Linked DNA regions of Homo sapiens: region 2 is linked to region 1. A link is an interaction called in ENCODE POLR2A ChIA-PET data of the cell type or tissue named here. Cell type or tissue: Caco-2. All regions are shown on one strand. Links, peaks and the distances in the headings refer to the core of each region. The heading gives the core; the rest is flanking DNA. Region 1 overlaps PLEKHH1 (pleckstrin homology, MyTH4 and FERM domain containing H1). Region 2 holds the start of PLEK2 (pleckstrin 2).

Region 1 (2,806 bases), core at 152-2,651:
AGCCAAAATTGCACCATTGTACTCCAGTGTGGCTGACAAAGTGAGACTCTCCCTCAAAAAAAAAAAAAAAATTATCACCCTAAAAAATTAACAATTATTCCTTAAAATTGTTGACTACTAGGGTGACCATGTGTCATGGTTTGGGACAGACCAAATTTATACTTTTTGGGAAGCATCATTCATCATAATGCCCTATAAGGGGGATTTGAAAAATCCTGATGATGGATGTGTCTCCCAGGCATTCTCTCCTGCTTGCTCTGCCTGTATCCCTCTCTCTCATGCACACTCATGCATCCTTCTTCCTTTTCTCATCCTGCATCCAGTGTTTTTTCTCTAAATATGTCCAGAAGGCATCTGAGTGAATTCCCCTGGCTGGACATACTATAGGTGTCTACTTGATTTGTTCTGAATTTGTACAAATTTTTTTCCCAAAGACTTGTGGCTTTCTCCAGAGGTTGCAGCAAAATATCTAGCAGTTTTCTGGTTTGCATCTTAGAACCTGAAGGAAATGGTGAGAATCTATTCCAAAGTGGGATGGATGATTCGATGATAACAATGGACACAATCCCATCTAAATAGAAGATTGTCAAAGACATTCAAAGCATTATATTTTGTTTCCATTTTTTTCTCATCTAACATTTTATATAGATGAAATAGAATAAGAAATAAACTGGGAACCGGGGTTCTGCCTCTAATTAGCTATGTGACCTTGGATGCATCTGTTACCCACTTTAAGCCTTCCCTAAACACATCCCTCCCACTTTTCCCAGCTCCCATTCCCATTTATCTGCAAGTCACTTGGCAACTATGACTACATTGTAATTAGATTTTCCTAAGAGTTCCTTGAAAAACACAAAGACAAGGAATTTCTCTTAGTTCTGTTTGCATCTCCAGTGCAGAGCACAGGGTCAGGCATATAAGTAGCTGTTTAATGGATAAGTTTGTTGTGTGAATAATGGATAATTGAAAAACAAATGAGCCCTACTTTTCACTTCTGTCCAAATGAGACTAGGTTCTCCTTAAGGTTTCTCAGGTTTCGCGGTTTCCTGAGGCTCTCAGCTAACTTACAATGGAGCGGGACACACTGAGCTGAGGAAGGCAGGGAGGGGCCCTGGGGATCAGTGACCAATTCTCTTCCCCAGCCCTGTTTTCTCTTCCCCAGCCCTGTTTTCTCTGTCCTTTGGTCCCCTCCCGTTCTTTCCCCACAGAACTCTTCCTCACACGCTTATTTATCTTTTCCTCTTTCTGCATGCTGGTTCTTAGGGCTCCCCAGAATAATCCAGAAGTCGATTCCATCATGGCAGAACTCAAGGTGGAGGCGCCGGCCAGCGTAGACTGGCAGAAACGCTGCCTGACCCTGGAAACTCAGCTTTTCCGGTTCCGCCTACAGGCCAGCAAGATAAGGGAGCTGCTGGCTGACAAGGTGAGTCCCTCAGAGCAGGGAGCTGCCTCTCCACACGCAGAGGTTTATGGCAGGGAGGGCCGTGTGAGAGAGGGAGAGTTGCGGAAAGTCAACTTTCAGTAAGATGCTTTTCCCCATATGCAAAATGAAACCCAAGGTAGTTTAAGACCAAAGTCCGAGCAGTTTACTAAGCTGTTATCTTGCTTGCGTCTTTGCTCGCTCATTAAGGCACACCAAAGACATGCTGCCAATCTTCTCGGTCCCCCATCACTTCCGGAGTCACCTGTGGCTGCAGCGGAGAGGTTCTATTATTCCCTTAACGTTTCTTTCTCAGTGTGGGGAAGGACGGTGTTTCGGGAGAAAACAGAAATCTCTACCCTTCCTCTCACCCTTTGTTAAATAAATGAGCTACAGGAGGTGTTCTGCTTTCCTGGTAACAAGGACACAGGCTTTGGAGCCAGACCTAACTTGGCTCTGCCACTTACTGGCTAGATGACCCTGGGCAAGTCCCTTCACCTCTAAGGCAAAAAAACACAAATGTCTACTTCTAAGAGTTATTTTGAGAATTATATCAGATCACATATGTAAAGGTCCTGACATAGAATAGGTCTTAAATGGGAATAATTATTTTATTTACAGGTTTGGGTGGGCTGGTCTGGGAAACTGACCACCTTTCCTAATGTTTCTGTGGGAAGATAACATTCTATTTTATTTTATTTTATTTTATTTTATTTATTCATTTATTGAGATGGAGTTTCGCTCTTGTTGCCCAGGCTGGAGTGCAATGGCGCCATCGCAGCTCGCCACAATCTCCGCCTCCTGGGCTCAAGCGATTCTCCTGCCTCAGCCTCCGGAGTAGCTGGGACTACAGGCATGCACCACCACGCCCGGCTAATTTTGTGTTATTAGTAGAGACGTGGTTTCTCCATGTTGGTCAGGCTGGTCTCGAACTCCCAACCTCAGGTGATCCTCGCCTCAGGTGATCACCTCAGCCTCTCAAAGTGCTGGGATTACAGACATGAGCCACTGCGCTCAGCTGGAAGATACATTCTAAACTGCTAACTTTCAGAGGCATTCTGGAGCATAACCCATCTAGAGAGTGAAGACCTGCACTTAAAATTAAGTGAATCAATCATTATATGTATAGTTTTGTTTATAGTATCCATCTGCTTAGCAAACCCTTCTTTCATAAGTACAAAGGGAAAATTCAGCTCACACCTCTCCAAAGAATGTCAAAGTCTCAATTAGTAAAGCCCAAATGGATGACCTGTTTTATTGATAGCTGGAGTCCAGCAGGACAAATCAGTGGCATCACCATGGCTAAGGGGAGTGGTCCTGGACTAGTCTGGACTAGAACTCTTGAACCTTGGGTCTGTTGACATTGTTGTCTCCTAACTCAGACTT
Region 2 (2,806 bases), core at 24-2,523, 130 kb before region 1:
TTTTTGTTTGCACTCGTTTGCCCTGGGCCACCTGGGGTGGTGGGGAAGGACTGAGGAGGGGAGGTCAGAACATGCAGTTCCTGTCCCAGCTATTACTGGCTCTGGAGCTCTGGGCAAGCTACTTCATCTTTCTGGTCCTCAGTTTCCCCGTCTGTAATAGAGTGATGTCAGTACCCACCGTGTATGGCACTGGGGAGGCAGTAAAGGTTTGGGTCAACCTGAGTGGGTCTGATCCCGATCCTGGCTCCACCACCCACTGCCTTCACCGCCCCGAGCAAGTTCCCTAACTCCTCTGGGCTTCGTTTTCCCCCTTGATGAAAGCAGGGCTGCTGGGAGGATGACATGAGACAATATCCAGGGCTGGCCAACAGTAAGTGCTTAAGACACATAGTAGCATTCCTCCTTCACAGGTTGTAAATTACAGAGCACGCCTATATTATCTTAGTAAATATTATTTAAATATCATACCATTCATAATATTTTAACAAGTTTTAATTAAGACACACGCTTCAGTACCCCTGCCCCGACTCCATACTGCGCTAACCAAGTGGGATTCTCCTCCTTGCCTGTGCGCTGAGCCACCGCTTACCCCGCGTCCCCTCGGACATGCAGCTCTGCCCATCAGGGCCACAGGCGGCCCGGTCCCACCATGGGGGTTGGGGATGGGAACCAGAGCATGCCCGTTCCGGGGCGCGCGTCTGGCCCCGCTCTAGGGAGCCGCGTCGGCGGGGCCCCACCCGGGCAATGTCCCGAAGCTCGACGCGCACTCACCCTCTTGACCAGGAAGCCCTCCTTGAGCACGCCGTCCTCCATGTCGCCGCCCGCACGCCAGGGCCACCCCAGGTGCGCCTTCCCCGCGCCTCGCGCTCCTCGGCACCCGCGCAGCCCGCGCAGTCCGCGCCCACGGCGCCCAGGAAGCAGCTCCGACGCGGCAGGGCGACGCCTCCCTGGCGCGTGTCCAGAGCCTGAGGCCCCGGGGCAGGAAGTCAGACCAAGTCGGGATTTCTGACGTGACGTTTCCACCCAAAGGTGCTCCAGGGTCGGTGGTTGGTCCTCCAGGTACAGAGCGGCCAACCCCGCCCCATCCAGGTGCGCCCCGCGCCCCTCACTGTTCCAGTCTCTCTGCTCAGCGTCCTTCGCCAGGTGCTTCCCGGGCACTTAGCGCATTGCCCTCGAGGAACGCTTATCGAATTGAACATAACCGACAGGACTCCAGGATTTGGAGCCATTCCTGAGCTCATTGCAAGTAGGAGATGGGACAGTGGGTGAGCCGAAACTGGTATGGGAATTTTATCCTGGCCTCTGATGGGGGCAGAGAAGACCTCTCAGTAACAGGAAGGTCACAGTTTTAAGGCGGCAGGCACAGTTTGCAGGGCCCCCTGTCCGCAGGATATACCCCGCTCCCTCAAAAAAGATGAAGCCGAAAATTCCATCATTAAGGACAAAATTTAAGGGGGCACCAAGGAGTCCAGTAACCTAGACAAATTATATATAGAGAGAGATGATTGGTTTTTTGGGGTTTTTTGTTTGTTTTTTGAGACAGGGTCTTTCTCTGTCACCCAGGCTGGAGTGCAGTGGTGTGATCATAGCTCACTGCAGCCTTAAACTCTGGGCTTAAGATCCTCCTGCCTCAGCTCCCCAAGTAGCTAGGACTACAGGAGTGCACCACCATGCCTGGCTGGTTTATTTTTATTTTTCGTAGAGATAGGGTGTTGCTATGTTGCCCAGGCTGGTCTTGATTCCTGGCCTCAAGCAATCCTCCGGCCTGGGCTTCCCAAAGTGCTGGGATTACAGGCAAGAGCCACCGTGTAAGACCTAGAAAAATAATATTTTAATGCATTTTTTAAAATCAAAATTAATGTCAAAAAATCCACGATGAACAAAATGCTAACATTTTAAATAGATAGGATCAACAACAATGTTCTATCAGGCCATATTGGAGCCTGGAACAGAAGGAAACTCAGTCAAATAGTACTGATTCTGTCTAACAATCCTTAGAACACAGTCACACATTTTTTTAAAATTTATTTTTATTTATAGAGACAGGGTCTCACTATATTGTCCAGACTGGTCTCGAACTCCTGGGCTCAAGCAGTCCTCCTGCCTCAGCCTCCCAAAGTGCTGGGATTGTGGGCATGAGTCATGGGGCCGGTCCATATTATTTGTGCTCCAGTTTGAAGGGCCCTGTCAGGACTCTTCACCAGGCATGGGAAAGGCCCTCAGATGCCTGTAAGGGAAGAGAAGGCTCTAGAGAGGAAGAAGGTGAACCAGCTTGTGGAAGGCGGGGGGTGCCTTTCAGAACCAGACTGAAGCCAGCTCCCAGGCCAGTCCCTGCCCTGGAGCTCTTGACACAGTGTTGCTTCTACATGTCTGTAGTAGACATATTACATCCCCCCAACCCCACTCCCACCTGCCAGCCCCAAGGAAAACTCGCAGGGTCTGGGTCACTGCGTGCCAGCCCAATGGCCCACTCTAGCCTTCTGCACTAACTGGCCTTCAGACTTCCCAGGAAGCCCCAAAGCAGTGGGGCTTCCATTCCAATTCAGAATGAACATCAGCTGGTCACCTTCTGAAGCCAGGCCTGTAGTAGTAGGTGCTAGGTTTTATCTAAAGTACAACAACCCCATGAGGTGTTTATTATGTCATTTTCCAGTCAAGGAAACTGAATCCAAGTAGTTAAATAACTTGCCCAAGGTTATGCAGCTCCAGGGCATTGCAAATACTCTTGCCTCCTAAGGAATTGTCCCAGCTCTGAAACCTAGCTGGGCTGAAAGCCAGGACTTGAGAGGTTGAGCTGGGAAGTTCT

The links. ChIA-PET counts read pairs that join two places held together with the same protein. Peaks named below come from ENCODE experiments on the same cell type or tissue, not always from the same donor. Only the 100,000 strongest peaks of a DNase experiment are listed, where the experiment ranks them.
Region 2: POLR2A ChIA-PET joins it to region 1 with 7 read pairs; 5 of 35 experiments call an interaction of 5 or more read pairs at or near these places.

The regions. Positions count from the first base shown.
Region 1 is chr14:67,540,571-67,543,376 of GRCh38, forward strand. PLEKHH1 (pleckstrin homology, MyTH4 and FERM domain containing H1) reads left to right here. Exons shown (of 29, transcript NM_020715.3): 2 at 1,264-1,423. The coding sequence starts at 1,298. It also overlaps a transcript of GPHN not described here. Among named protein-coding and RNA genes, the nearest start is that of PLEKHH1, 8.7 kb to the left of the region's middle. RefSeq lists an enhancer at 1,646-1,705. In Caco-2, for the core only: no CTCF peak of the experiment used is centred there; a DNase peak (open chromatin) is centred at 1,431; H3K4me3 peaks cover 1,273 bases.
Region 2 is chr14:67,411,247-67,414,052 of GRCh38, forward strand. PLEK2 (pleckstrin 2) reads right to left here and starts at 919. Exons shown (of 9, transcript NM_016445.3): 1 at 772-919. The coding sequence starts at 813. It also overlaps a transcript of GPHN not described here. In Caco-2, for the core only: no CTCF peak of the experiment used is centred there; DNase peaks (open chromatin) are centred at 678 and 1,025; H3K4me3 peaks cover 1,454 bases.